Regions from separate parts of the Mus musculus genome. Here region 1 is linked to region 2. Evidence: chromatin loops called from intact Hi-C (ENCODE). Cell type or tissue: left cerebral cortex. All regions are shown on one strand. Links, peaks and the distances in the headings refer to the core of each region. The heading gives the core; the rest is flanking DNA. Region 1 has its middle 26 kb from the start of Rnf24. Region 2 overlaps Rnf24 (ring finger protein 24).

The links. Hi-C counts contacts between places; a loop is a spot of excess contacts. Peaks named below come from ENCODE experiments on the same cell type or tissue, not always from the same donor. Only the 100,000 strongest peaks of a DNase experiment are listed, where the experiment ranks them.
Region 1: it touches region 2 in a loop (4-fold over the local background); 2 of 42 quality-filtered maps call a loop at or near these places.

What each region holds. Positions count from the first base shown.
Region 1 is chr2:131,370,508-131,386,923 of GRCm38, forward strand. No RefSeq gene overlaps it. Among named protein-coding and RNA genes, the nearest start is that of Rnf24, 26 kb to the left of the region's middle. In left cerebral cortex, for the core only: no CTCF peak of the experiment used is centred there; DNase peaks (open chromatin) are centred at 2,831, 3,270, 6,323, 6,772 and 1 more place; H3K27ac peaks cover 2,688 bases.
Region 2 is chr2:131,313,043-131,329,458 of GRCm38, forward strand. It overlaps Rnf24 (ring finger protein 24), which reads right to left. Exons shown (of 6, transcript NM_178607.4): 2 at 121-270. The coding sequence starts at 263. It also overlaps the pseudogene Snrpert. Among named protein-coding and RNA genes, the nearest start is that of Gm30590, 32 kb to the right of the region's middle. In left cerebral cortex, for the core only: no CTCF peak of the experiment used is centred there; a DNase peak (open chromatin) is centred at 8,382; H3K27ac peaks cover 1,417 bases.

The DNA.
Region 1 (16,416 bases), core at 2,778-10,777, 55 kb after region 2:
TCAGTTGAATTAATAAGATACCCAAGAGAACCGTTGCCAGCCTTTATCTATTTGTACATCTGCATCTATATATCCATATCTATCTCCCTATGTATGTGTATATATATGTATATCTATTCATCACCTATACATGACAGAAGTTAATATCCAGAATATATAAAGAACTTAAAAAAAAACCCAAAAAAACAAGTGATCCAATTAAAGGGGAGGGACCATGAATCTAAATAAAGAATTCTCAATAGAAGAAATAAAAATGGCTAAGAAAGACATCAGAAAGTTTTCATTATCCTTAGCAATTAAGGAAATGCAAAGTAAAACAAATTTGAGATTTTTGTCACACTCTGGTCAGAAAGACTAAGATAAACAGAACAACTGTCAACAAATGCCGGAGGGGTGTGGGGAAAGGGAGCCTTCGTTCACTGCTAGGATTTCAAACTGGTCTAGTGACTCTATAAATCACTATGGAGAATGTTCAGAAAGTTAAAAAAAAACCAAATCTACCGTATGACCTAGTTATTCTCCTTGGCAAATGCCCAAGCAACTTGACATCCTCCTCCACAGATACTCACTCAGCCATGTTCATTGCTGCTCTGTTCACAATAGTTAGGAAATGGAAACAACCTGAATGTCCTTCAGCCTCTGAATGGATAATGAAAATGTGATACACACACACACACACACACACACACACACACACACACACACACACAATTGGATACTAGTCACCTCTAAAGAAAAATGAAATCACAAGACTTCCAGGTAAATGAGTTATATTAGCTGACATAATCCAGACCCAGAAAGACAAATGCCCCATGTGCTCTCTCTCTCTCTTTCTCTCTCCCTCTCTCTCTTCCTTTCTCTCTCCCTCTTTCATCTGTGGTTCCTAGAGATTTTGAGATGCAAACATACAATATGGAGTAACTGTAAAACAGGAAGGTAAGAAGGGACTCTAGGGTTTGGAGGAGAAGGTAAGAGCAGGATACAGGTAATATGATTTGTTAAACAGAAAAACATGGAGGAGTTTCTATCTGGGGAGCCAGAGGAGAACAATAAAGTAAGAGAGGGATAGAGGAGGGACACATAACACCAATGATGTTTGATAGTCTTAAGAAACTATATTATGATATATTAATTTCCTTAATATAATACTATACATATATTTTATGCACACACACACACACTTCATGAAGTCACTTGGGCTGACAATGTTCACTGCAAGAAAAGAGTCATCAACTGAAAACCCCAGTACCAAGCATGAGAAGGCTCTGTTCAAGTTGTTTGTCAGGATAGCCCAAGTGACTTCACAAACAATATAGGCTATTACTACTGCCATTGGTTCTCTCTTGTCTCTCAGAGGTTGAAAATAAGTTCCTTTTGCTGAAGACAGCACACACTTTGGACACAGGACTCTGAAAGCCTGTGGTCTAGCTTTTATAGTACCAGAAAATATCACATAAGCTGCCAAGGGAGGAAAACTGCCAAGCTGTGATGCAAGACATCCCTAAAGGTGCTGTAGTGGCGCTCATTTCTTGGAGGTAGCCAACAGCTGTCTAATAGGACTTAAGGCCCTCCCAATAGGAGGGAAGTCATACCTGGTACCAGAAATCTGAGCAACTGCTTGAGGCTAATGAGGTCCTGGAACTTAAACGAGAACCCGTTACTACCACGTTACTAGACCAGCATAATTCCTATTTCCAAATTCTTACAAAGTCCTTCTGCAAATCAGTCAAAAAGGCCTATAAACTATATGCCAAATAATCACAACAGTGTTTGGAATCAGTTTTCTTCATCACTTGCTTTTATTGTTTCTGTGAGAAAATACCCAATGAGAACTAACGTAATGGGTGAACAATTCATTTTGGCTCAGAGTCCATCACGTAGCAAAGGCATGGAGGTGGGAGTGGAAGGCAACTAACTTGTTACACTGTGTCCACAGTCAGGGAGCCGCAAAAAATCACTTTTTATTCAGCGGGAGACCCAGCTGTGGAATGGTGCTGTGCCCGGTCAGGGAGAATCTTCCTTTCTTCATTGATTTTTTTTCTTGGAAGCACCCTCCCAAACATGTGGGAGTGAGCCTCGTAATTCCAAAGCTAATCAAGGCAACAGTGAAGATGAATCACAGGAGGCGCCCTGTACAAGTGATTCAGAGGTCAGGGGCTCAGTAGAAGCTCACTGTTTCCACTGTCAGAAGTCCTAGAGAAAGAAGCCTAGGAGTCTTGACTGAAACTTGGACTCAGTCTGACCCACAGGGAATTCTGGAATGGAAATTATATCAAAGTTAATCTCATCTTGGAGCAAGAGGACTGATTTCTTATATACAGATGTTAATAGATCATTGGCCATTGACTGCCAAGAAAGAGGTCACAAAGTAGGGAAAATGGTTTCTGGTCAAGGATAACTCTCTAGAGAAAGGAGAATTGCTCATTGATTGCATCCACACACATAGCCGTTGGGCACGGGCAGGCACCAATAATATCTAGTATAGATGATTAGATTACCAGCTATCTGAGGAAATCTGGTAGCACAGAAGATAGAGAGCAAGTAACAAGACAAATTAAAATAAATAGAAAAGGAGCAACTTAGAAAACATCAAGACTTATTTCAAAGGCTTATTTCAACTGTAACCATAAAACAAGAGTAGGACACTATTTTAAGACAGGAAATAAAAAGCAGCTTTTACAATAAACATACATTCATGCTCATAGGACCAGAAACGAAGAAGTCAATAGAAAATGTGTAGGCAAAGTCAGAGATACTTCATAGGAAGCAAATGCGAAACACGTGTGGGAGGAATAGTCCAAAATAGTAGGTCTTCCAGAAGGGGATTGAAGGTCATAATGAGTGAGATAACTCAAGAAAATTTTCTCAAAGTGGAAAATATAAGTTACCAGGTGGCAAGGCATCAATGGGCAAAACAGGCTCAACTAAGACATAGAAACTGTGAAATTTCAGACCTTAGCAGAAAAAGATTCCACAAATTCTAATGGAGAAAATGAAGTCATATCACGATTCTCCAGAACCAGAAGAGCAGAGCGCTCCCCACCAGACAGCTGGCAAAGTGGGAACTCGTGGCATTGTTCAGTGCATTGAGTCCCATTCAGGGTCTTGGAGGACCTTGACTCAGTTGTATCTCAACCCTTGATATCCGCCATAGGAGAGGTTTTTCAGGACAAGTCAGAGTGAAGCCAAGTGGGCAGATCTACTGACTAAGCAAGAAGACAAAACGCTTTGGAAGGGAGCCTGTACAAACACTGAGAAACACAAGTACCTCAGAAGAAGCTACATTTGTGACTTTGGAACCTGGAAGCTTCTAAATTTGCAACTAATTTTAAATTTGTCAGGGAAAAGTCGGCTGCTTCGCTTACTTAGTCACAGATTTTGGCCTTCAAGAAGAACATTTTTTCAGGTTCATTGGGTGGCCTGCAGCCAGAGAGAGAAGGGCTGGAAAGCTAGGACACCAAGTAGACTTTCACACATGACCAGGTTCCCAAAGGTCGAACTTGGGGCCCCAATCGTTAGCATCTTTAGCCATCTCGTTTGTGATGTTTCTCATAGAAGGCAGTGCATTGCTCTCTGCAGGTGGTCTGGACAGTCATACATAGTCATACATAATAACAAAACAAAACAAAAGGACAACAAGGGTACCTCCTGGGGTAGTAATGGCTCTGTGGTGACAGTTGCTGTGGTGACAATTGATTGCTACTCTGTTATGAGAACTAGAGTCTAAATTCAGTCTAGATCCAAGGGATCTTACACCTTCTTTTGGCCTCTGCGCAGACACCTGGCATAGATTCTTTCTCTTTCTCTTTCTCTTTCTCTTTCTCTTTCTCTTTCTCTTTCTCTTTCTCTTTCTCTTTCTCTTTCTCTTTCTCTTTCTCTTTCTCTCTTTCTCTCTTTCTCTCTTTCTCTCTTTCTCTCTTTCTCTCTTTCTCTCTCTCTCTCTCTCTCTCTCTCTCTCTCTCTCTCTCACACACACACACACACACACACACACACACTTCAGAAAAATCTTTTAAAAACAGAATTATAGTGCAAAGGACTGAAAGTAATGTCAAAAAAGAAATTCTGGCTATTAGCCAGTGAAAGAGGAAAAAGAGAAGTTGGAACCGGGAGAATCAGGGGTGGGGGTGCTTTCCTTTCCCGTGGCCTTTGTATTTCCTAACTAGCTGATGTGCCTCAGAACTCTCTTTAGCAACACTGGAAGAATACTAGAGAATATCTACAGAGTTCTGAAGGGAAAATGTTTTCATCTGGAATTTTATACCCAGTAAAACTACCATCAAGTATTGCATAACATAAAGGTGATTTCAAATATGAACACCCTCATTTCCTTTTCTAGAAGTAACTGAGAGCTGTACTTGCCAAAGCAAAAGCAAACATAACAAAACAAAAACAAGATCAAAACAACAACAAAAAGCAGAGAAAGACCCAGGATATAGGAATTGGGGAATACAACATGGGGGAAAGTACAAGGAGTTTCCATGAGGCTAACGAAGGGTTGGCCCAGGAAGACTTCAGAGACTAGTTAAAGATTCGCATTACCAAGAGGACTACTATATTTGAACCATTGTCATAAACAGACTTTTAAAAATAGATTTATTTTTATTATTTTAAAACTATGTGCCTGGCAATGGTGGTGCATGCCTTTAATCCCAGCACTTGGGAGGCAGAGGCAGGCAGATTTCTGAGTTCAAGGCCAGCCTGGTCTACAGAGTGAGTTCCAGGACAGCCAGGGCTATACAGAGAAACCCTGTCTTGAGAAAACTAAAAAAATAAGATAAAATAAAATAAAATAAAATAAAATAAAATAATGTGGCTTTGTCTGTGTGTGGCTATGTCTGTGTGTGGCTATGTGGATGTGAGTGTGGGTGCCCATAGCTGTCAGAAGAGAGCATCAGATTCCCTGGAGCTGGAGTTTCGGCAGTTATGGATGATAGGCTGCCACATGAATGCTGGTAACTGAACCTGGATCCTCTGGAAAAGGAGCCAGAGCTCTTAACTAATGCCTCACCTTTCTAGCCTCATAATCAGGCATTCTTCGAGGCACAGGCTTTCAAGCACTACTTTGTCTAAGAGAAAGTGGTCCTAGGTACTGTAGGAAAGATGCTAGAATACTACTGAGGCTTGGCTTCCAGCTCTGACTCTATCTTGAAATAGATGCCGGGCTTGGCTAGGTCACTTGCTCTCAGGATCTTCTCTGTAAATGTTCAGATGGGCTTAGTGAATGCATGTGTCTTTAAGACTATCTGTTCCTCTTTAAAATGAACTCGTTATACTATTCAATTCTATGAGTTTTGATGTGATGTTTTTGTCTAACCAGCTCCTAAACTTTTGTTTATATCCATCATATATTGTTGCTTTTGTTGTCCTTGGAAAATTCTTTTTGCTATAGTTGGTGTTTACTGCAGATTCATAACTGGTCACTATACTGATAGTAAGTGGTATTGCTGTGATATAGTGGCCCAATGATCAACCCTAAATGGGAGAAAACCAATCATACATATATATTGCCCCTTCCAAGGCTCAATAAAATTACAGAAAATAGGGGAAGGGGCATGAAAGAAGCAGAGGAAGTGGTGGAAAGCAGGGAACTAAATCTTTCAGGCATGGCATGCACCTTACCATCTTGAAGTTAGAGCAGTTTTGGTAACCTGCATGAGACCTTTAGCAGACCTGCTATATTGGTATGTCTTAGTAAAAGTGACTGAGATTATAGCCTCTCCATGTATCCTGCTTTCTCAAAGCTATACATGGTCTCAGGGGGTGCTAAAGTATAGTGGGATTGAAGGTTAACTGCCCTGGAGGGAAGACTTCATCCAATCAGCCTTGAGAAGCTGTCATTCATGATGGGACTTTTCAGTGTGCAGCTGTTTGGGGACTATCCACACTTCTCAAAGTTATTCCTCACCCACAGTCCTGTAAGTGAGCCCAGTAAACTGGTTGGTTCACCAAGCTGGATGTGGGGGCAATCATTTCTTTGGTTTTCTACTGATGTCCTATCTGGGGGTGAATACTATTTATCCGCGTCTCCCCAGGAAGTCATGCAAAGTCATGGATGAATGTTTGCTCTGAGATGCTTTCTCTCAAACTATCTACACACTCCATTAGCTTTCTTTCTAGTGAAATTCCTTTGAACTAATGCTTTAACTTTGAGAAAGATTCACATGAAACTGTAAGAGATAAAACACTGTGGCATGAGTCAGTCCTTTGGTTCTTTTTATTGCTGAGTTGTATGCCATTGTCTGTGTGGATGCTACATTTTCCCCTTAAGTATTTATTTACCTGCTGAAGGACATCTGGCTTGTTTCCAGTCTGAACATTATAATCTGTGTACTATAAAAGAAACATCTATAAATAGGATTTTTATGTGTTTATAATTTCTCTTGGGTAAATGCCCAGGAGTTCAATTGTTGATTGACAGGAAAATTTGCATGTTCAGTTTCATAAGAAACTGCCAATTGTCTTCTAGAATAGCTGTACTGCTGCCCATAGGTGGTGTATGAGTGATCTAGGTTTTCCAACTCCTCATTTTATGTTCTTAGGAAGTGTCCTAATTAGTTTTCTGTAACAACACACTGTGATCAAGGCAACAAGGAGGAGAACACATTTACTGGGGGCCCGCAGTTTCAGAGGGTGAGTCCATGAACATCATGGCGAGGAACATAGCAGCAGGCAGGCAGGCAGGCAGGCAGGCAGGCAGGATGCTGGAGCAGTAGCTCAGAGCTTACGTCTGATCCTCGAGTGAGAGGCAGAGAGGAGAGAGAGCTGACTGTTGGCGTAGGCTCCTGCATACTCTTTCAGAGTGTGATTTCTGGGAACAGTTGCCCTCATCTTAGTGTTCTCATTTCCCTGTCATTCCCACAGTCTATTTTAAATGAACATAGAATTCTAGGTTGAAATTCTCTTATCACTTAAAAATATCATGCGACTTCCTTCCAGTGACTAGAGTGTACAACGGGGAATTCCTGTGATCCCAGAGGTTTCTCCTGTATGGGTGGTGTGTCATTTCTCTGGGTCTGTTTTAAAAAAAAATGTTTACATTTTTAGTGTTCCGGTCCTTGTCTGAGATATCTTGATATTCATTACTTTGGATTTAAAAATTTGAAAGTTGTTCAGCTTCTTGAATGTGAAGGTTTATGGGGTTTTATTATGTGTGCCAAATTTGAGAAGTTTGGTCATTACTTTTTTTCTCTTAAATTAAAATATAATTGTATAATTTCCCCCTTTCCTTCTTTGTTATAATCTTATGAATATTGCACGTCTGTCCTCCCCTCCCTCCCTCCCCCTCTATTCCTCTCTCCTTCTCACTCCTAAATACACAAACACATTTGTCATTATGATTCTTTTGCCTCTCTATTTGTGTGTGTGTGTGTGTGTGTGTGTGTACTTGCTATAGTGTGAAGTTTTCCCCAGTCTTGTTTGCTAGCCTGTGGACACTTTTAAGAGGTGGGCCTAGTAGTACACACCTTTGATCCTAGGTAGAGCCAGGCAAATCACTGTGAGTTCGAGGCCAGTCTGGTCTACATAACAAGTTCCAGGCTAGCCAAAACTAAATAGTGAGACCCTGTGTTAAAGAGAGAGAGAGAGACAGACAGACAGACACATGTGGGTGAAATGTATGTTGCCTTAAAGGGGATATTAGGACTTTCTGTCTCTCTTTTCTGGATGCCATGAAGTAAGTGGCCTTCTTCCATCACATGCCATACCATGGTATACTGTGTCATTACACACCCTGTCTTAGTCAGGGTTTCTATTCCTGCACAAACATCATGACCAAGAAGCAAGTTGGGGAGGAAAGGGTTTATTCGGCTTACACTTCCATACTGCTGTTCATCACCAAGGAAGTCAGGACTGGAACTCAAGCAGGTCAGAAAGCAGGAGCTGATGCAGAGGCCATGGAGGGATGTTCTTTACTGGCTTGCCTCCCCTGGCTTGCTCAGCCTGCTCTCTTATAGAACCCAAGATTACCAGCCCAGAGATGGCCCCACTCACAAGGGGCCTTTCCCCCTTGATCACTTACAGAAAATGCCTTACAGTTGGATCTCATGGAGGCATTTCCTCAACTGAAGCTCCTTTTTCTGTGATAACTCCAACTGTGTCAAGTTGACACAAAACTAGCCAGTACACACCCCCTTCGAAAAAACAAGGCCAAGTAATCAGTGGCTGAAGCTAGTAAACCAAAACTAGCATTTTCCAATATATATTGATTATCTTTTATGCATCCCACTAACAGAAACCCCATTAACACATGGGGGTAAACCCCTGAAATGCAAGATAAACTCCTTCTCCAGATCCTTAACTTCATCGTGTTACCAAGCTTCGCAAAGATGCCATGAAAGGTATCTACAGGTTCCAGGGATTTGGACGAGGACGTCTTGAGGGGTCATTATTCTATTTCTCTCAGAGAAAAGGAGAATAATGGCATAGCAGAGGTAGTATACAAAACAGAGAAATCCATAGAAGAAGAAAAATACATAATTCACTGGTTATTCGGTGTGTAGGCAGGTGGATGAGGAGACCATATGTCTGGAAGGAAGGAGGCGCAAGAAGTGAGATGTCTTACTTTCTGTTGCTGCAAAGAGACACCATGTCAAAGGCAACTCAGAAAAGAAAGTCTATTGGGAGGTTGTTTTCAGTTCAGAGGGTGAGTCATGACCATGGCAGGAAGCAGGGCAGCAGGTAGGCAGGCCTGGTCCTAGAGAAGTGAATGAGAGCTTGTGTCTGATCCACAAGCACAAGGCAGAGACGAGAGAGAGCTAACTTGGGAAAGGCATGGGCTTTTGAAACCTCAAGTCCTAGCCCCGGTGACACACCTCCTCCAAAGCCACACCTCCTGATTCTTCTCAAACAGTTGCATCTACTAGGGGCTAAGTATTCAAAAGTTCGAGCCTATAGGAGCCATTCTCATTCGAACCATATGAAGATGGAGCCTGGGAAGAACATAGGTCCTGATGGAGTAGCCCTACCTCTGAAGAAGTGACCCTAAATGGACAGAAGAAGGCACAGGCATAGTCCATGAGGCTTTTGTTTTTAGATCAGGTTTTATGTATTCTAGGTTGGCCTTGAAGCATGACCTTGAATTTCTGATCCTCCCATCTTCAACACCCCATTTCTTGATATCAGGGATATGTTGTCACCCACAGATTATGTGGCTCTGGAAATTGAACCCAGGGCTTTGTGAATGCTAAACAAACACTCTGTCAACTGAGCTACATTCCCAGACCCCACAGAGAAGGGTCGCAAAGATGCCAAGAATGTGTTCCCAAAGTCAAGCAAGAAAGGAATTCAGTCCAGGCTAGAGAGTGGGCAGTGCTGGCCTGCGGTGTGATCAAAGAAGAAACAGAGGACCAGCCAGGGCTCTGAGTCAGGGGGGAAAGAGAGAGGAAGGATGTTTGTCCTAGGAAATATGAATCTGATTCGGCAGATTCACTTGGCATAGAGTATGATGTATGATAGGCTGGGGAGAAATTGGAAAACAGTCCTCTTAACGTCTTTTGTGTCTTTTAAATTTTAATATAATTAAATTATTATTGTTATCATCTTTATTATTTGTGTGTATGTGAGAGGGGGGTATGTATTTGGGCATTAATATGGCAGTCAGAGGACAACTTTTAAAGTTGATTTCCTCTTTCCCCCATGAGTTCTTTTTTTTTTTTTCCATTTTTTATTAGGTATTTCGCTCATTTACATTTGCAATGCTATACCAAAAGTCCCCCATAGCCACCCACCCCCTCTCCCCTACCCACCCACTCCCCTTTTATGGCCCTGGCGTTCCCCTGTACTGGGGCATATAAAGTTTGCGTGTCCAATGGGCCTCTCTTTCCAGTGATGGCCGACTAGGCCATCTTTTGATGCATATGCAGCTAGAGTCAAGAGCTCCGGGGTACTGGTTAGTTCATAATGTTGTTCCACCTATAGGGTTGCAGATCCCTTTAGCTTCTTTGGTACTTTCTCTAGCTCCTTCATTGGGGGCCATGTGATCCATCCAATAGCCGACTGTGAGCATCCACTTCTATGTTTGCTAGGCCCAGGCATACTCTGACAAGAGACAGCTATATCAGGGTCCTTTCAGCATAATCTTGCTAGTGTATGCAATGGTGTCAGCATTTGGAAGCTGATTATGGGATGGATCCCCGGATATGCTAGTGTCTACATGGTCCATCCTTTTATCTCAGCTCCAAACTTTGTCTCTGTAACTCCTTCCAAGGGTGTTTTGTTCCCACTTCTAAGGAGGGGCATAGTGTTCACACTTCAGTCTTCATTTTTCTTGAGTTTCATGTGTTTAGGAAATTGTATCTTATATCTTGGGTATCTTAGGTTTTGGGCTAATATCCACTTATCAGTGAGTACATATTGTGTGAGTTCCTTTGTGAATGTGTTACCTCACTCAGGATGATGCCCTCCAGGTCCATCCATTTGGCTAGGAATTTCATAAATTCATTCTTTTTAATAGCTGAGTAGTACTCCATTGTGTAGATGTACCACATTTTCTGTATCCATTCCTCTGTTGAGGGGCATCTGGGTTCCTTCCAGCTTCTGGCTATTATAAATAAGGCTGCTATGAACATAGTGGAGCATGTGTCCTTCTTACCAGTTGGGGCATCTTCTGGATATATGCCCAGGAGAGGTATTGCTGGATCCTCCGGTAGTACTATATCCAGTTTTCTGAGGAACCGCCAGACTGATTTCCATAGTGGTTGTACAAGCCTGCAATCCCACCAACAATGGAGGAGTGTTCCTCTTTCTCCACATCCACGCCAGCATCTGCTGTCACCTGAATTTTTGATCTTAGCCATTCTGACTGGTGTGAGGTGGAATCTCAGGGTTGTTTTGATTTGCATTTCCCTGATGATTAAGGATGTTGAGCATTTTTTCAGGTGCTTCTCTGCCATTCGGTATTCCTCAGGTGAGAATTCTTTGTTCAGTTCTGAGCCCCATTTTTTAATGGGGTTATTTGATTTTCTGAAGTCCACCTTCTTGAGTTCTTTATATATGTTGGATATTAGTCCCCTATCTGATTTAGGATAGGTAAAGATCCTTTCCCAATCTGTTGGTGGTCTTTTTGTCTTATTGACGGTGTCTTTTGCCTTGCAGAAACTTTGGAGTTTCATTAGGTCCCATTTGTCAATTCTCGATCTTACAGAGCAAGCCATTGCTGTTCTGTTCAGGAATTTTTCCCCTGTACCCATATCTTCAAGGCTTTTCCCCACTTTCTCCTCTATAAGTTTCAGTGTCTCTGGTTTTATGTGAAGTTCCTTGATCCACTTAGATTTGACCTTAGTACAAGGAGATAAGTATGGATCGATTCGCATTCTTCTACATGATAACAACCAGTTGTGCCAGCACCAATTGTTGAAAATGCTGTCTTTCTTCCACTGGATGGTTTTAGCTCCCTTGTTGAAGATCAAGTGACCATAGGTGTGTGGGTTCATTTCTGGGTCTTCAATTCTATTCCATTGGTCTACTTGTCTGTCTCTATACCAGTACCATGCAGTTTTTATCACAATTGCCCTGTAGTAAAGCTTTAGGTCAGGCATGGTGATTCCACCAGAGGTTCTTTTATCCTTGAGAAGAGTTTTTGCTATCCTAGGTTTTTTGTTATTCCAGATGAATTTGCAAATTGCTCCTTCTAATTCGTTGAAGAATTGAGTTGGAATTTTGATGTCCCCCATGAGTTCTGAGGACCAAAGTCACGTCTTCAGGCTTGACTGGCAAACTTTTTCCCCACTGAGCCATTTTCTTTTTTTTTTTTTTTTTTTTTTTGCTTTTTTTTTTTTTTTTTTTTTCCATTTTTTATTAGGTATTTAACTCATTTACATTTCCAATGCTATACCAAAAGTCCCCCATATCCACCCACCCCCACTCCCCTGCCCACCCACTCCCCCTTTTTGGCCCTGGTATTCCCCTGTACTGGGGCATATAAAGTTTGCAAGTCCAATGGGCCTCTCTTTCCAGTGATGGCCGACTAGGCCATCTTTTGATATATATGCAGCTAGAGTCAAGAGCTCCGGGGTACTGGTTAGCTCATAATGTTGTTCCACCTATAGGGTTGCAGATCCCTTTAGCTCCTTGGCTACTTTCTCTAGCTCCTCCATTGGGAGCCCTATGATCCATCCATTAGCTGACTGTGAGCATCCACTTCTGTGTTTGCTGGGCCCCCACTGAGCCATTTTCATTGGTTCCCTTTTGTGTCTTATTTAAAAACCATGCTGTATATAGAAATGACATTCACAAGTTAACTTACTCAATAAGTAATGAGTTGATATTATACATAGGACAGTGTTCTTTGCACAGAGATACATTTAACCACTTGTGTTTGAGTGTGCGACTACAATTGGGAATTAGACAAGAGAAAAATAGACAAAGCTATGATGGAGCAAGTGGGTGGGTGGATGCTGGAGGCAGAGAGAGTTTTCCCAGCAGGGGAGCATTCGAGCCTTCAATATTCTTCTCACTTAGAGACACTGGCCTGGCTCCCACCCTATAGAAAGCCTTCCCTGGAGAGAAGCTTTGAGGTGATTTTCCTTAGAGCCCATCCTTCTTTCTTTCCTTCCTCTTCTTCTTCCCTCCAAGTCTCTCTTTGCACATAAGTTTAGTAGGATCAAGGCTAAAGAAGGTGGGGGCTGTAGCTTCTTGACTTTGCCTTCATTTTTTTTTTCCTTTCTACCCTTTGGACCCAAGATAAAATAATAAAGATGAACAGAGACCTGTTGTAAGTCTGGATTCATGGATGGAGCAGGACTGACTCGCTGGGGGCTGAGGGCAATCCACATCTAGTAAGAGAAGGTTTGGGAGCAATAGCAACCAGTACACACAGCAACTGGACCAGGGTTGTACCAGCTAGAAGGCTTTGTATGAGGTGTTGACATCATTCACCCTCTCAAGGATGTCAACTAGCAGATAATCTCATACTCTGCTGGCAATTTTCCACACCTTGCTGGTTAATCACACACCCTGTCTTCAAATCTCATACCCAAACCAGGCATGGCGGCACATGCCTTTAATCCCAGCATACAGGATTGCGGAGGAAGGTAGATCTTTGAATCTTTGTGAGTTTGAGGCCAGCCTGGTCTACAAAGCAAGTTCCAGGACAACCAGGCCTCTGTTACACAGAGAAGCCCTGTCTTGAAAACAACTACAAAAAACCCTCATACCCAGATGCAAGTTGGTATAAAACTCAGTAAAGGAGCTAAGGGTATAACGTGATGTTAGAAAGCCTGTTTATCATGTCCGGGTTGGATTCCCAGTACCTAAAAGGAGAAGAGAGAAGCTTTAGAAAGCAGTGTCATAATACAGAGTGGAAGGTATGCATGCCCTAATATCCAGCAATTCTACTTCCAAATCAATTCCCTAGAAAAACTTGATATCCAAAAGGAAACACGCAGAGGAACGCTCGTTATAGCTGTTTGTGATGGTGAACACTGGACAAAACTGCAGTGTTCATCCTGTTGGACTATGGACACATCTACCAGGTAAAAGAAATCCAGGCTGATTTATCGGACGCATCTGTCTTGGTTTGGCATCTATTGCTGTGATAAACACCGTGACCACGAGCCACTTGGGAAGGAAAGGATTTCAGCTTACAGCTTGTACTTCATGAAGGGAAGTCAGAGCAGGACCCTGGAGGCAGGAACTGAAGCAGAGGCCATGGAAGAATGATACTTACAGGCTTGCTAGTCCTTACAGAGTGAGTTCTAGGGCAGCCAGGGCTACACAGAGAACCCTGTACACAAAAAACCAAACCAAACCAAACCAACCAACCAAAAAACCCAAAACCAAAACAACACAATAACAAAATACTCAAGCTTGTAAGTAGCACATGGGGCACACTGTTCTCACACGGATTTCACAGGCATAGCAAGTCAGTGGGGCTGGAGAAGGGTTCCCCACTAACAGTGAAGCAGAGTAAGAGTGAAAGATCCTGACAGAATGTAAAAGGACACAGAAGCCCTGAGATTGGCAAGATAGATGTCAGTGTTAGCAGAACTAGCTTCACTGATTTAGAAAAATAGAGGTGCACAATGCTTTGGCCACTCCTTGAACCCATGTGTCTGCCAATGTTTTGACCATTCCTTGAACCCATGTGTGTGCCCACTGATGAAGCCCATTGCCAGGTGTTTGTGATATTGGTTGCTGAGAAAGAGTCAGAAAATCTCCCCAGCAACCACAGCCCGGCCAATCCTGAGTTGCTACACCTGCACCAGACTCTTTCCTTGTACCCCTCCCATATCCATTTCTTGAGAATAAACATTGTTTAGATCTGGAAATCCCCTACTCCCCCCTTCTCCTTTCTCCCCTGAGGGCCTATAAAAACTGGGACCTCTTTCCCCTCGAGGTCGACTCCTCTACCCCTGTGTGGGATATGAGTCATCCCCAGAGCTCTGGCTTTCCCCGAATAAAGCCTCATGTGGTTTGCAACAAGCTCGGTCTATCGTGAGTTCTTGGGTGTCCGCTATTGTCCTGAGACCTGAGCGAGGGGCTCCTCTAGGAGTCTTTCAAGAGCAGGAGAAAGAACAACCTTGAGGAGACACCAGTGTGGTAATGCCGACCTCCTAGGGCTGTTGGAGAATTTCGATGCATGAATGTGTATCTGGACTTAGAGCAGATCCTGGCTTACAGCAGGTGCTGTGTTCAGGAGTACAATGAACTCTGACAGGAAGACAGAACATATATCTTATGTGTTAAGCTTACCCTTTCCCCTTAAAAGTCATAAAAAGAAAAAGAGGGAAGATACTTATTTGTTTTCAGGAGATGATGCTTGCAATAGGTAAGAACGGGGTTATCGCAGAGGCAGAGTGAGATGCGGGGGGAGAAACTGACACAGCATCTTGGAAGCAGATGGAGCCACTGTGGGAGAAGAACTGGGGGTGCAGCTACTTGTCAGAGCACTTGCCTAGCATGCAGGGAGGTTGGGGGGAGGGCAGAGAGAGAGAGAGGGAGAGAGAGAGGGAGAGAGAGAGAGAGGCAGGCCTTGGTTCAAGATGCTAAGTGCAATGAAAGAGTCTTGTGAGCCCCAAGAGGCAGTCGTGAGGCATCACTCACTCCACCAGGGTTGCCACATAAAAAGTGTTCCTAAAGGATACAGGGAGGAAAGAAGAAACATCGATGGGAACAGGGTCTGAGAGAATTAGAGAAAAATGAGAAATGCTTAACCTAAAAACCAGTGAAATTGTTAAAGGAGTGTACTGGTCACAGAGGATACAGTCTCACCACAGACTGGGTGACAGTCTTAATGTCTGGGTCAGGTGTCCTAGGGCAGAGGGGACAAGTTTGCTGTTTTCTATGAGTTTTGTTTAAACACAATTTCTTGGCAGTGAGGCAACTATTGCTGTCGTTCTGGTCTGTTTCTATCCCACCCCTTACTGTTTCTTTCCCCTTTATTTGAAAATGTGCAGAGGCCAAAATGGGTGGGCAGGGCTCTCTCCAATTAGGAGGGATGGTGGAGCCTCTCTTTGGCCTGAACCAAAGGCCTGGAAGAAGATGGGCTTATAAAGGATCTCATTAGGGCAGAGGAGATAGCCCAGACAGCTGGGGAAGTCTTTAATTCCAGCACTGGGAAAACAGAAGCAAGCAGATTTCTATGAGTTTGAGATCAGTCTGATCTACATAACTAACTACTTGTAGGACAGCCAGGGCTGTGTAGTAAGACCCGATCTCAAAAACAAATGACCTAAATTTTGGCCCCATTACCCATGTGAAAAGCTAGGTGTGTGTGTGCTCCTTATTCCAGCACTGGTAAGAAGTTACAGGGACCCCTGGAACTAGCTAGCCAACACTCTAGTCCAGCTGGTGAGCTCCAGGGTCCAGTGAGACAGCCTCTTTCAGAATAACCAAGGTGGCTGAGTTGTGAGGATCAGTCCTCGAGGTTGACCTTTGCCTCCATACTCATGTGGAAGCGTACACGCAGGCACCAGTGCACAGGTGTACACACACGGACTCAAAAATACTATGAAAGGATGGTCAGGAATTTCCCATGTGTCATTTGGGTATCATCGGGTTATTGGGTATATGGTCCTTTAGAAAGCTCAAAGTCTGGCTTCTGACTCATTGCAGGAACAGAAACAAGGTGAGTCACTGAGGAAGGAGCTCCAAAGAGCTGTCTATAGTGGTCTGACTAAGCGCTTTTAGGTGGGGATGCTCTTCGGGGTTCATTTGTTTAAAATATCAGTGTTTGTGTTCAGTCTTGGCCCCACCACTTGGCAGCTGTGTGACCTTGGGCTGGCTGCCGGCCCTCTCTAAGCCTTCATTTCCATCTTAGGCCAGAAGTGATGACTTCGGAGGATTTGCCTGGAAATGACCTGACGGGTCAACAGCTGCCCTGAGGAGAACAGTATGGGGATGAGGTCACCAACTTCCAAAGTCAAATCCTTCCATTTCCCTCAGGAATATCTTACTTGGCACCCTGGTGAGCTGCAG
Region 2 (16,416 bases), core at 4,946-12,945:
GCTAGGCCTCCATGGCTTTAGAAAACTGGCCCATTCTTACACATAATCCATTTTGACTCTATGGTAGAAATGACTGTTTCAAATATTCTGAAATATTTGAAAAGAATAAAAATCGATTACCTAATCAAGTAGCAACAGAAGAGTAAACTAAGGATGAAGACAAACACAGCAGTGCCAAAAACCACGATATAGATGTTGAGAGGCAGATTCTGGAATCCAATATTAGGCATCCTGAAGTTATAATGTGGGAAATCTGAGCTCATGGATGAACTGTGGGGAAAAAAAAGAATGGAAAAGAATTAGATGTGGACAGGCATCATGGTGCATGTCTGTAATCCCTGCCCTTGGGTGAATGAGGCAGGAGAATTGCTATGAGTTTGAGGTTAGCCAAAGCTACATAGCAAGACTGTAAAAAATAAACAAACCAGAACCAACCCTCTCCCCCACCTTAGAACTAAGACAACATTATATATTTATACTTGAGAGGCAAAAGTTCTCTAATGCCTGACCTGAACTAAAACAAAGTATTATTATTCTTATCTTCTTTCTTTCATTCACCTATATCAAATATTTACCAATTTTATTACACTCAACACAGAGCATTTCTATTTACATTCATAAGGTGCTACATGAAATGTCAGTAATTAATCAACACCAAAAGCCTTTAAGTGCAAGAAGAAAAACATGTATTAGAACTTCTCAGATTATCTAACTTAACACCCATTAATGTAGCAGTAGTCACCTCTTAACTTACCAGTACTTATAATGGTAAGCATTAAATAGCTCATATGGACTGGCAGGATAGCAAGCCTGACAAGCCAGCCCCATGCTCAGAACCCATATGAAGCGGAGAGAAGAGACATGGCATATACAGTAACAATAGCCTCAGAAAGAGGATTAAGTAACTACATAGCATCTAATGTTACAGTCTAGTTATTTCTCGAAAAGCTTAATAATAAATAGAGTTGGGCCTGGTAATGCACAGCTTTAATTCCTGTGTTCAGAGGCAGAGGTAGGTAGATTTCTGGGAGTTCAAGGCCAGCTTGTCTACATAAGAAGTTCTAGGCTATCCAGGGATATAGAGTGAGAATCTACAAAAACAAAACAATACAAAACAAAGTGGAAAATGCATTTGGATTATCATGTGATCCAACATTTCCAGTCCAGCAATATCACAAAGATCTGAGAACAACAGTTCAAACAAAGCCTGTGTATACTACTCTTAGCAGTACAATTCATTGTTGCTCCAGGGTGGAAAGGCCTAGATGCCTAATGAGATGAACAGGTAAACAACTGTGTTTGTCACCTACAATGGAGTAAGTCCTAGTCAGTCATAAAAAGTGGACTGAGTTCCCTGGGAGCCTACTTGCCAGGTAAGCACTCAGTCCCCCAGTCTTACCCAGCTCTGCAGCAGACCACCTGCTGCACCCCTCCCTCTGCCCCCATTCCCAGGACACCAAGCAGATCCTAGTAGAACACCTTGCTTCTTCCCTTTTGTGGATCCCTTCAAATCACCCAACGCCAATCTTATTCTCAAAACCTAGAAATACATTTAACTGAAACTCCCAATGGCAGGATCCCAAAAGAATCCCCTACCAGGCAACATACAGCTACCACACACTCCTAAGATCCAGAAAGGGCAACAGAAAACAAGGAACAAAACACTACCCAAAGACAAGACCGATGTCAGAATTACGATCATCACAAACCCAGAAGCCTGGATATGGGCATAAAAAGAGTAACAAGGACAGTATGTCTCCACTAGAGCCCAACACCCTTACTACAGTAGGTCCTAAGGCTTGCCAATACAGCTGGAGCTCAGGACAAGGACCTTAAAGTAGTCTTTATAAATACAAATAGAGGATCTTAAGGAGGAGATGAATAACCCCCCTAAAGAACTCCATGAAGCTGGGCAGTGGTGGCGTAGTGCACGCCTTTAATCCCAGCACTTGGGAGGCAGAGGCAGGTGGATTTCTCGATGCCAGCCTGGTCTACAGAGTGAGTTCCAGGATAGCCAGGGCTATACCGAGAAACCCTGTCTTGAAACCCCTCCCCTCCAGAAAAAAAGAACTCCATGAAAACACAAACAGAAATGGAAGGAAATGAGTAAAACAATCCAAAACCCATAAGTGGAAATAGCATTGATAAAGAAAACCCAAACATCTGAGGAAAACCTGGAAATGAAAATGTAGGAACTTGAATGGGTACCTCAGAGGCAAGCCTTGTCAGCAGTATACAAGAGATGGAAGAGAGAATCTCAGGCACTGAAGATATGATAGTTGAAATGAGACTTTGGTCAAAGAAAATGTTAAGTCTAAAAACAAAACAAAACAAAACAAAACAAAACAAAACAAAACAAAAATCTTGGCACAAAACAGCAAGAAAATCTGGGACACTATGAAATGAAAAGACCAAATCTAAGAAGAATAGGAATAGAAGAAGAGACAACCCAGGTCAAAGGCACAGAAAATAGACCAGAAAAGAAATTCCCCTGGGCACAACAATCAAAACACTAAGCATATAGAACAAAGAAAGAATATTTAAAAACTGCAAAGGAAAAAGACCAAGTAACATATAAAGGCAGACCTATTAGAATAACACCTAACATCTTAATAGGAACTTTTTTTTAAAAGAAGACTTATTTATTTATTTTATGCATGTGAATACATTGTCACTCTCTTCAGACATTGGATTTCATTACAGATGGTTGTGAGCCACCATATAGTTGCTGGGAATTGAACTCAGGACCTCTGGAAAAGCAGTTGGTGCTCTTAACCATGCTCTGAGCCATCTCTCCAGCCCCCCTTAATGGAGACTTTAAAAGCCAGATGTAGAATAAAAAGATGTTCTACAGACTGAGACCATGGATACTGTCCCAGACTACTATCTATACCCAGCAAAAATGTCAATCACAATAGATGGTGGCCTGGGTAGGTAGAGCACACCCAAGATGACCCCAGACACCCAGAGGCTCCAGGTGCCACTAAGATGAAGAGAGAGAGAGAGAGAGAGAGAGAGAGAGAGAGAGAGAGAGAGAGAGAGAGAGAGAGAGAGGTAGAATGGTGTGTACACAGTGAAGAGGGGCTGAATCAGAGACTCGAGGGTAGTGAGTAGCCAATAGTGGCACCTGAGGCCATGCTGAGGTCCTGGCCCATGCTGTTTCGGGGGTTCTGTTACACCAAAGGCCATGTGGACATCTCTGAGGGCTGTGCAGAGCTAGCCCACCCCTCATCTCAGCATTGTGGGAGAGGTAGCACCACCCAGCATCAGTTGCAGCACTAAGAATGAGCTCACATCTCACCTGGGCAGCACAGTAGGGCTGGCCCTGGTGTGGGTGTGAAAGCAGATGAGTTGTTTCTGCCCCTTGCCTGGGCAGTGCTGGAGAGCTGGTCCTGGTGGAATAGGTGCAGGTGAGCCAGCTCCACCCCCTGGTGGGGGGATGAGTATGGGAGAGCTGGAGGGGAGGTCTGACCAACTCAGATACCACGCAGACTCAGGGCTTGGAGCTGGCCCACCCCAACATATACCCCATCTATGAACTGCTGGAGCATTTGAAGGCGCTGGTCCTGAAGAACCAAAGCTGCAGGATCTCTATGACACAGGGCAACAACAGTCCTGGAGGAGTCCCGGTGAGGATCCAGTATTGATAGTGCAGCAGAAGCCAGAGGTCCCAAACCAGACCAATGACTCAATGCAATGAACATCTGCATGAAAAGCTGTTTTGGCAATAGGGTATACTATGTGACACATTGGACCTTTTACATCAAGATTTTGTTTGTTTTCTGTTGGGAGGAGGTTGCAAGGGTGGAGAGGGAGGATGTGGAAGGATGGGGAGATGAGTGGGATTGGGGTACATAATGGGAAATTCACAAAGAATCAACAAAAAGTTAAAGTAGATGGGAAAATAAGATATTCTATGATAAAACCAGATTTAAGCAGTATCTATCTACAAATCTAGCCTTACAGAAGATATTAGAAAGAACACTTCAACCTAAAGAGGTTAGCCATACCCAAGAAAACACAAGGAATAAATAACCCCACACCAGCGAAGCAAAGGTAGAGGTATACCATGACAAAAAATAACAGAAATGAATAAACGCCGTTCATTAATACCTGCCAACATCAATGGCCTCAATTCCCCAATTTAAAAACAAAAACAAAAACAACAGGCTGATAGATTGGATTAGAAAACAGGATCCATCTTTCTGATGCATCCCAGAAACACACCTTAACATCAAGGATAGACATCGCCTCAGAGTAAAACGATGCAAAAAGATATTCCAAGCAAATGGACCTAAGAAGCAAGTTGGTGTAGCCATTAAATAGACTTCAAAGTAATCAGAAGAAATTGGGAAAGACACTACATACTCAAAGGAAAAACCCTCCATGAGACCATTGCAATTCTTTTATGCACCAAACACAAGGGCACCCAAATTCATAAAATATTACTACAGCTTAAATCATATATTGATCCTCAAACAGTGAGTGATAGTGGGTGACTTCAATACTCTACTCTCATCACTTAACAGGTCATCCAGACAAAAACTAAACAGAGAAATGCTGGAGCCAAATGATGTCATAAGCCAAATGAACCTAGCAAAAACGTAAAGAACATTCCATCCAGACAGAATATACTTCCTTCCAAAAAGTATATGAACATTCCATCCAAAAAGAATACACTTCCTTCTTGGCAACTCATGGAGCTTTCTCTAAAATTGACCACATAGTTGGATACAAAGCAAGTCTCAACCCTGAAATAATACCCTGCATCCTACATGACCTCCATGGATTCAAGCTGGTATCAACAACAGAAACAAGAGAAAGCTTACAGACCCATGGAAGCTGAACAACACAGAACACACTACTGCATGAAAAATGGATCAAGACAGAAATTTGAAGGAAATTAAAGACTTTGTACAAATGAATGAAAAATACAGATCCAAACTTATGGGGCACAATGAAAGTGGTTCTACCAGGCGAGTTCAAAGCACTAGGTGCCTACATTACAAGAACTAAATTCAAAACAAAAACAAAATAAAAACAAAAAGCAAAAAACTGGGGAGATCTCAGACTAGTAAGAAAACACCTGAAATCTCTAAAACTAAAAGAAGAAATCATACCATACCCAAAAGGAGAAGATGGCAAGAAACAATCAAACTCAGGACTGAAATCAATAAAATAGAAACAATAACAAAACTAATACAAAGAATTAATGAAACTAAGAGTGGTTCTTTGAGAGGAACATCACTAAGACTGACAAAACCTTAGCTAAATTAACAATAAGGCATAGAGAGTATATGCAAATTAACAAAATCAGAGATGAGAAGGGGGACCTAACAGACACTAAGGACATTCAAGAATCACTAAGGACACACTTTAAAATCCTGTACTCCATCATATTGGAAAATCTAAAAAAAAAAAAAAGAGGATAATTTATTGATGTATAAATACAGACCTATAACCCCTATTTATTACTTCTATTTAGAGGCAGTAATTAAGTCTACCAAAGCAAAACAAACCCAAAAACAAGATTAAGAGGATAATTCTCTCCCGAAAAACCAAAAATGAATGAATGAATGAATAAAGGATAATTCTCCTGAAGTCAATGTCTGGAGACAAACATGTTATCCCAGCACTTGAAGACAGAACAACAAAAAAACGGGGCTGGAGAGATGGCTCAGCAGTTAAGAGCACTGACTGCTCTTCCGAAGGTTCTGAGTTCAAATCCCAGCAACCACATGGTGGCTTACAACCATTCTTAATGACATCTGACTCCCTCTCCTGGTGTGTCTGAAGACAGCTACAGTGTACTTACATATAAAATAAATAATAAATAAAATCTTTAAAAAAAAGAACAACAAACAAACACAAACAAACACCTAAGGCCAGATGGTTTTAGCACAGAATTCTACCAGATTTTCAAAGAAGAATTAATGCCAATACTTCTCAAACTATTCCACCAAATAGAAACAGAAGAAACTTTGTCCAATTTGTTTTGGGGCCAGTTACTCTGATACCCAAACTACAGAAATACCCAACAAATAAAACTATGGACCAATTTTCCTTTTGAACATAGATGCAAAAAAATTCAGTAAAATACTTAAAATACAAGTACATAGCAAAACAATCATCAACCATGATCAGGTTGGCTTTATTTCAGAGATGCAGAGATGGCACAACATATGTAATGGATAAATATGACCCTCCAGATAAATAGACTGAAAGAGAAAACCACATGATTATTTTATTAGATACTGAAAAGGCCTTTGACAAAATCCAACATCCTTCCATAATAAAAGTCCTGGAGAGACAAGAATATACATCAACATGATAAAGGCAATTTATAGCAAGCTCATATCCAACATCAAATTAAATAGAGAGAAACTCAAAGCAGTTCCACAAAAATCAGGAACAAGACAAAGCTGTGCATTCATTCTCTCCATACCTATTCAACATAGTACTTTAAGTCTTGGCCACAGCAGCAAGACAGCTGAAGGAAACCAAGCGCACACAAATTGGAAAGGAATTTGTCTGTGAGTTCATACAGTTCAGTGAAGCCTCCCCACAAGGGCAGCCGAATCCATAATAAGGAGCCAGAGACTAGAACAAATCGACAATTAGCCTGAGGCCAAGCAGAGCAATTAAGTGAGAAGCTGAGAGAAACCAGATTGAATCCGTCAGCTTGGAGAGGAGTTTGGGCCAGAACTGAGTTGAAACAGCTAGCGAGCCAGAGTTCAGGAAGAACTAGAAAGGACGAGCTTAGTCAGTAGTAAGCCCCTGAAAGGACAATTACATCAGGAGAATAAAGTTATTATTTACACAGCATGATATTGGTACAAAAATGCATATGTTGATCAATGGGATGGAACTGAAGACCTAGATGTAAATCCTTACACCCATGGACACTTGCTTTTTGATAAAGCCAAAGATGGGGAAAAGGAAGCAACTTCAACAAATGGTGCTGGTCAAACTGGATGGCTGTTTGTAGAAGAATCCAAATAGATTGATCCATACTTATCACCAGGTACAAAATTCAACTCCAAATGGATCAAAGACCTCAACATAAAACCAGACACATTGAAGCTGATAGAAGAGAATTGGCACAGGAAGACTTTCTGAATAGAACGCTAACAACACAGGCATGAGATCAACAATAAATGAAACTGAAAAGCTTCTGCTCAGCAAAGACTCTATCATTTGGACAAGTTGGCAGTTTGCAAAACGGGCAAAGATTTGTACTAATTATACATCCCACAGAGGGCTAATACCAAAATATATAAAAAACTCAAGGGGAAAAAACCAAACATAGACATCAAGAAAACAAGGAAACTAATTTAAAAATGGGATACAGATCAAAATAGAACATTCTCAAAAGAGGAAACTTGAATGCCTGAGACACGCTTAAATGTTCATCCTTAGTCACCAGGGAAACACAAATGAAAACTACTTTGAGATATCATCTTACCCTGTCAGAACGGCTAAGATCAATAATCAAATGACAGCTCATGTTGGTTAGATATGAAATAAAAGAAATACTCATCTTTTGCTAGTGGACCTGAAAACTTGACCAGGCTCAGTGGGATTCAATGTGGTGGTTCGTCAGGAAGAGGGGAATCAATCTGCCCTCAGATCCACATCTGGGGCATAGACCTAAAGGATGCTCCATCCTGCCAAAGACACTTGCTCAGTGTTCATTGCAATAGCCAGAAACTGACACCCTAGATGCTCATCAACAGATCTCCCGCAACCTTTCCTTTATACTACCAATTATAAAAGCACAAAAAAAATACAGCAATTTGAACTGGATAATTAAACTTTAGAAGAATAGATCACATAAGTCAGAAATAAAGGGAAAACCAAAAATAGATTAAGAGAAAAAAAAAAAAAAAACCAAATGCTTGAGGTTTGAGTCAACTAACCAAACAAAACATTAAAAAATTGCTATTCTGAGACCTTTAAAAACTAATGAGAATTTGAATACTAATTTATAATTTAGGTTATTATACTTTATAGGCATATAAACAGCCAAAGTGGCTCAAGAAAACCTGACTTTTAAAAAAATTGTTATGTCACTGAGGTCCTTAAGCATGCTAGGCAAGCACTCAACGACTAAGCTGTGTTCCTCATGGCTGCTTGGGACTGCATGGCCACTCTGCAGGCTGCTGTAGTGTTCCTCATGGCTGCTTGGGACTGCAATGGCCACTCTGCAGGCTGCTGTAGTGTTCCTCATGGCTGCTTGGGACTGCATGGCCACTCTGCAGGCTGCTGTAGTGTTCCTCATGGCTGCTTGGGACTGCATGGCCACTCTGCAGGCTGCTGTACTGTTGCATAACTGGGTTGGAGGCGTTGGCATTTTTACAGTCTTCAGAGTGCCTGTGCCTCTGAACGGATGCCAGTAAGTTCCCACTAGTCACAATTTTCACCACTTCCTGTTTCACTGGGTTTCTGTTGCTATTCTTCTCTAAGGAGATAATATTTCTGTCTGTATCCAAATGAAAGACAGGGAAGAAAAAACGAGAAAGAAAGAACACCAGTGGAGGGCATTGTGACTTTGTTTTCTGTGCAATCAGCATGTCTACTGTAGGTCCTGGTCCGCCAGCCCCTTCTGCCACTAAATCTGTCATCTGTCTTTATTTTTTTTCTATCTTTGGCTTTCCCATATCCGATTTTAAAAATGTTTACTTATATTCTCTTTTCGTATTTGCATGGTTTTATTCCTGAAATTTAAATGTTTAATCCACCTTGAATGTGATATTAGACAGCACTATGATGTCTATGAAGCCTAGTGCTTCGTATTAATTTAAACACATTAGTAATTCATTCAGGGTGAAGCAGTAGTTTTTTTAATATTTCAAAATTATTCTTACATAATCTTTTCTAGGTATGTTTATTTATTTATTTATTAACAAAAACTTCCTACAGCATTTATTGTCACCTAATAATAATGTGCAAGTAAAACAAGTTGAGTAAATGCAGGTTGCAGCAGACATCTTTAAACACGCTCAAGGGGCCTTCTCAACATCCTACAGGCGTCACCATTCACTGCTAGTTGGGAACACTTTGGAGCAGAGTAATATTATCTCCTTTTAGCATGATTCGACCCAGTTGTTTTCTTGACTTTGTTTTAGAATGAATCTCTTCTGCATTATCTAATACGAGGTTCATGTACTCATCAAAGCCAATAATACAACCTTCTATCCGCATATTCACTTGTTCATACAGCCACACCTGAATTCGAGATCTATTTTGCAAGTATCTGAAGATAAGGTTGATGGGCTGCACCATCACCTTCTGCACCTTTTGGCCCTGGCCGCGGTACGCCATTGGTATGTTTATTTTTAAAGATTTATTTTTTAATCTGTGTAGGTGCATCTGTCTGCATGTGTGAGTGTGCTCATCAGTGCGAGTGAGTTGTGCCTGAGGAGGCCAGGGGCACTGGGCAGCCTTAAGGCAGAGCTAGAGACCCACCTCAGGTAGGTAGTGGGAACCGAACCTGAGTCCTCTGGGAGAGGCTCTTAATCTGAGCCATTTGTCAAGCCCTCAGGTTTTAAAATGTTCTTTTGGGCTGTAAAGAACATCAAATGTATAGTTTACATAAAAGAATGGGTCTTGCTAAAGTCTGAATGCTTGTCTCCTTCCAAATTTATGCTGAAGTTTAATTTTGGTTGTAATAGTATTAATCGGCAAGACCTCTGAGAGGCGCAGAGTCATGTGCTCTCCTCTCATAAACGGATATCATGAGGTTGGTTTCTTATAACAGGATAGATTTGGCCATTCTGACTATTGGCTTTTCTTTGTATTTCCACCATATTATATAAGGCAACAGAAGGCCCTTGTGAGAAGTCTCAAACAAAATGAGAAGTAAACGTCTGATAACTGTGTGAATGTGTATATATGTGTACACATGTAAGTGCCTGTGTCTGTGTGGGTGTTTCCTCAAATGTTCTCTCTCCTTTCTTATGAAACACACTCTCACTGGAGCCCACTGACTTAGCTAGATAGAGTTGTCAACAAGCTCCAGGAGTCTGTGTGTGTGTGTGTGTGTTTGTGTGTGTGTGTGTGTGTAGACCGAATACCAGTGTCCATGTGCGGAAGTCAGAGAACAATTTGTGGACTCATTTCTCTCCACACACAATCTGACTTATGAGGACAGAACCAGGCTTGCATGGCAAACACTTCACCTGCCAAGCCATCTTATTAGCTCTTAACCTTATTTTTGAGACAAAGTCTCTCGTTGAACCTGAGCTCACCAATTTAGTTAGATGGTGTGTTGGTTACTTTTCTATTGCTGTGACAAGACACTGTAAGCAAGGCAATTTATAAAATAAACAGTCCCAGAGGGTTAGAGTCCATGCCCATCATGGTGGGGAACATGGCAGCAGGCAGGCAGGCAGGCATGGTACTGGAGCAGTAGCTGAGAGCTTACATCTGATCCACAAGCATGAGGCAGAGAAAACTGGGAATGTTGTGAGCTTCTGAATTCCAGGACAGCCAAGGCTACAAAGAGAGACCCTGTCTTGAAAGAAAGAAAGAAAGAAAGAAAGAAAGAAAGAAAGAAAGAAAGAAAGAAAGAAAGAGGCAAACAAGCAAGAAAAAAAGAAAGAAACCCTAGTGACACAGGTCCTTCGATAAGGCCACACATCCTAATACTTCTCTAACAGCTCCACCCCCTGGGGCCATCCTCATTCAGACCACCACCCATGGTTAACCAAGAAAGCCCCTGCTTTCTTCCACTATACACAGCCTTTTATGTAGGTTCTAAGACTCCTAACTCAGGTCCACATGCTTATGTAGCAAGAATTCTTATCAAATGAAGCCAGTATCAGCCTCTTAACAGCAATGTTTTAAACTTCCCAGTCCGTGGGATTCTGTGATACAGCAAACCTGGACTAAGATAAATCTTTATGTACAACACACATTCTTTTCATTCATCCTAGACTTATTCTGTTCCTTTAGAGAGATTTGGGCTTTAGGGATTTTTGTTTTGTTTTAGCTTTCTGTTTTTAAGAGCAAGTCTCACCATGTAGCCTTGGCTGTCCTGGAACTCGCTATGTGAACCAAGCTAGCCTTATGTTCTATTTTTATTTTTTGCAACAGGGTCCTGCCCAGGCTGTCCTTGAACTTCAGATCCTGCTGTTTCAGGTACCTGAGTGCTGGAACTACAGTTGATCACGCTATGCACAGCTGGAGAGGCTTAGAATACAAGGAATACAAAGTCTGAGGATACTCAGAGACTGAAGGAACTGATAGTGCAAACACATCTGTGAGAAAACAAAGAACACAGATGTGCTGGCTGGTTTTGTCAACTTGACACACATTTAGACATATCTGGTAAGAGAGAACCTTAATTGAGAAAATGCCTCTATAATATCAGCCTGCAGACAAGTCTGTTGGGCATTTTCTTGAGTAATGACTGACATGGGAGGGCCCAGGCCACTGTGGGCAGTGATAGCCCTGGAGAGGTGATTCTGGGTTGTATAAGAAAGCAGGCTGAGAGGCCAGGCGTGGTGGCAAATGCCTTTAATCCCAGAACTTGGGAGGCAGAGGCAGGTGGATTTCTGAGTTTGAGGCCAGCCTGGTCTACAGAGTGAGTTCCAGGGGACTATACAGAGAAACCCTGTCTCGAAAAACAAAAACAAACAAAAAAAAAAAAAAAAAAAAAGAAAAAGAAAGAAAGGAGGCTGAGGGCTGGAGAGATGGCTCAGTGGTTAAGAGCACTAACTGCTCTTCCAGAGGTCCTGAGTTCAATCCCAGCAACCACATGGTGGCTCACAGCCATCTGTAATGGAATCTGACACCCTCTTCTGGTGTGTACCTGAAGACAGCTACAGCGTACCCATATACATTAAATAAATAAATAAATCTGAGAGAGAGAGAGAGAGAGAGCGAGCGCAGGTTGAGTGAGCCATGAAGAGCTAGCTGGTAAGCAGCACTCCCCCACCCCAGGCCTTGGCATCAGTATCCTGCCTCCAGGTTCCTCCCTTGAGTTCCTGCCCTGATGGATTGTAAGCTGTAAGAAATAATAATTTCCTACTCACATTGTTTTTGGTCATGGTATTTATCACAGCAATAGAAACCCTAACTAAGACAACAGGGAAATGTATATATTATTTTGTATGTTGAAATTAGTATGCTGTGTCTTTCAAAATATAGCATTTTAAGGTAAAAAAAAAAAAATCCAGCAATGAGCAGCGATGACAGATGGCCCTAGGGTGTCAATCTCCAGTATTTAAAATCAACCATCTTCACGTTAGAGACAAGTAAAAGACTTGAAGGAGACAGCGTTGGGAACTGCTGGGTATGGAGTAGAGGTTCCACATGTATGACTAAACATGTTTTTCTGCAACATTACCAGTGAATGCTAAAAACCCAAGTTCTCCAAAAAGCACCTCTATCATAGAGAAGAAATATTTTCCTTTATTCTAACCTCAAATTCCCTCAGATTATATGCTATTCTGTTTCTCCCATGAGAGCTGCCTAAGGAAATAAGTGTGAAAATCTGAGGCCCAGTCTGAATGTGGCACCTTCAGAGGTGATGTGTACTGGAGGTGCTCAGCCAGAGCCTGCTGGTGTCCCTGGTGGCACTGAAGTCACACTTCTTTCCAGATGCGCCAGTCTCTGCCACTAAGATTTCAAAGATCTCCCTTTGCACTCCAGGCTTTTACAATCTTCTGTGTTACTTCCTTGCTGCAAAAAGATATCCATTCTATCAGGGAATAAGATCTCAGTTAAAAAATCTTTTATGCCTCAAGTGCAAACAGCTAAGCAATGTTTTATAAACATTTCTCTAGTGAACCTTATCTACATTGTTTGAGTTCGTCTGAGGGCATTCTTATCACTTATTCTTTCTACTGAAGAAACTGGCTGGCCAGCTTGGTCATGCAGGCCTGCAACCGCAGCACTTTTGAGTCTGGGGCAGGACACCGTGAGACCCAACTTGGCCCGGGGAATGCAATGAGACTGGGTCTCAAAAACAAAAAGGAAGAAAAGAACCAGGGACTATGGTTTACTGGTAGAATGCTGGCAAGGCCACAGGTTCAATCTTCAGTATTTAAAATCAAGCACTACCCAACAAATGATGGATATCTGGGTGTTCTGTCTTCAAGTGCCAAACCTGGAAAAGAAAGGGAAAAAAGCCTTGCCACAGACTCAAACGGCTGGCAGAGACTTCTCTGCAGCAACTTGTGTAACTTCCCCCTCTGCACTCCTAACCATCCACACTGTTTAGAGAACTGGAGGACAGAACCCTAGAGCTACTGCAACGCCACATGCTAGTTATCTGTCCCATCTCTATCTCAGTGTGGATCTGCCCATTTGACTTTATACATCACCTTATTATTTTGACTCTTATTTTTATTAAGGAACGTTACAGGGGGCTGGAGAGATGGCTTGTGGGTGAGAGTGCTTGCTGCCAAGCCTGACGGCCTGAGCTTGATCCTCAGATACACAAGGTAGAAAAGAGAAAACAGACTCTTGTAAGTTGTCCTCTGACTTCCACATACACACAAATAAATAAGTAGATGTAAAATAGCAGTGGCAATGTAAAGCAGAGTGCTTTAAGGCTTTATTACTTTATTTGTACTTTGTTTTTAAAGACACTTAAATTCTAAACAGAGCTGGCTATGATGGCCTAAGACGTTGTCCTAGTACTCTGTAGTCAGAGACAGGTGGGTCTGAGTTCAGGCAGCCTGGGCTATACAGTAAGAGCCTGCTTAAATAAATAAAAATAAAAATCTGGGGTTGGAAAGAGGGTTCAACTGTTAAAAGCACTGACTGCTCTTTCAGAGGACCTGAGTTCAATTCCCAGTACCCACATGGCACTCACAACTGTAACTTCAGTTCCAGGATACCTGACACCCTCGCGGAGACATACATGTAAGGAAAATATCAATGTAATAAAAATAAATCAATAAAAAAGACCTAAGCGGCTGCTTTAATAGTCTTGAGCCTCCCTGCTCTGTACACGGTGGCGTGGATCCCTCTGCAGTCGTGCTGTCTCTGCTGTCACTGACCCCTCTGGGTGTGTGAGCAGTTCTCTCCCTGGCGGGTCCTGCACAAGTAGCCAAGCCTGAGCTGCTGTCTTCCATTTGTGTGTCATAACTGGAAGCCTGGATGTTTGCTGTTCTAATGGTCCTTTACTCTGCCATATTCCACAGGTTAATTATTTTGTTATTATCGTTTTGTTTTTCAAGACAGGGTTCCTCTGTGTAGCTCTGGCCGTCCTGGCACTTGCTCTGTCTACCAGGCAAGCTTTGAACTCAGAGATTTAAAAATCTCATCAGACCTTTATGAAACTTCACTGTGGTAATGATGAGGGATTCAAACTTGTAATCTCCTATTTTCTGGTCTGTTTCAGGTACACGGTGCATATACTATAATATTACAAATCTATCAGTTGTTAATTACTGGATTCTATTTAATGCATGGTTTTACAATTAGCTTGGTCAAAGTTCTATTTTGTTTGCTTAGTTTATTCTTTGAGACAGGATGCCCCTACATAAGCCCTGGCCTTAAACTCTCAATCTCCCTACCTCAGCTTCCCAAGTGCTGAGGTGTGCACTCTTACACACGGCTCTAAGTGCAGAATTTGTAAAACGATTATCTATCCATCCATGCATCCATCCATCAATTTTGAGACAGATTCTCCTTATGTTCAGACCTGGCTAGTCTGAACTCAGATATGTAGATGAGACTAATCTCAAAGTCAGAGCGATCTGTTTTCCTCTGCCTACTGAGTACTTATATTAAACACATGTGCTACCACATCTAAGTACAGAATTCTTTAAATTGTTAATTGCTAACAACAACAACACTATCATACTACAATGCTCAGGCAGCACAGAACACAAGTTGTAGAGAAAGGAAAGACTCTCATGTTGAACTTCACAGTCAGTTTACACAAGGGCACTGAAAATAAGCAGGCAGAAGAGAGTGGCCATCCTCCTTCTCAATCTAGTAAACTCTAGGTCTATTATCTGATTAATCTTAGAAAAGCTATCTTGTCCCCAAAAACACAGTACATCTTTCTCAACAAAGGAAATCAAATAACAACTATGTCAATAATAACTACTCTTATTACCTGTGTATGTCAATCTTTTAACAACTCTCAAATTCAATGGGACCAGTACATATCTCTCTAGAGCTGCATCTTAGTCTACATTGAAGGTTCATTAGCTCCTGGCTCTTATACAGGTGCAGGGCACAAAATAAACACAGTTTTAAAATAATCGGTAAGACTGTTACATTATAGTACAAAAGGTACTTTTAGTTAATTTCATATAAATCTACATAGTTAGTAGAATATAAAGACATATCTAGAGAAAATCTTTAGTACGAGTTTGTTTGGCTTGATGAGGTGTGGGTAACAACAGTTGCTGTGAGTTAGCAAGTGCTTATTATGCCATACCCTGAGACCAGCATCTCACAGCTCTCTTCCCCACCCACCAGCTCTCATTCCTCCTGCCCTCTGAACACTGGACAGTGGTGGGGTGACATGTATGTATATGAGCCATACACAGCTGAGGACTCAGTTATTTATACTGAGCACTTGGGGCAGTCTCTGCACTAACCACTACCCACTCCAAAACAAAACCAAAACCAAAACAACCCCCCCCCAAAAAAAAACCTTCTCTGACCAAAGGTGAAAGCACCACAAATCTATGGGTGAAAACATAAATATTTAGAAGGAAGTCTAACAGCATGACTACTTAACAAAACTACAGGGTTTCCCAGGGCCTATTTCCTCACCATTTGTCTTAGGGTTTCTATTTCCATTTTTAGGATAAAATAACATGGCCAAAATCAACTTGAAAAGAAAAGGATTTCTTTCACCTTATACTTGTAGGTAACAGTCTATCACTGAGGGAAGTCAGGGCAGCAACTCAAGCAGGGCAGGAACTTGGAGGCAGGAACTCAAGCAGAGACCATGCTTACTGACTTGCTCCTCATGGAGTGTCCAGACTACTTCCTTATATCATCCAGGACCACCTGACCAGGGGTGGACCCACCCTCTTTGGGATTAGGCCCATCCACATCCAATCATTAATCAAGAAAATGATCCACAGGCCTGCCCAGTGGTTAATCTGGTGGGGGCATTTTCTAAACTGAGATAGTTTCCTCTTTCTACATGACTCTAGCCTGTGTCAAGTTAACATAAAACTAGCTAGCACACCAGGTATGGACTTTTGATCAGGTTTACAGTCCTCGGCCTGAAATACCTTCTGGGAAGGTGACCTTATAACCAATCAGAAAGCTGCTGGTTACCCTCAGAACCATTATGTAAGTACAGCTTCCTGGGCAAATGGGTATTGAAGTATACAAGGCCCAGTGTTGGCTGAGACTGGAAAGGTTACACAGAAAAAGCCAGCCTATGTAACCATATGCAATCCCTTATGTAATACATAACCTGACAGATCT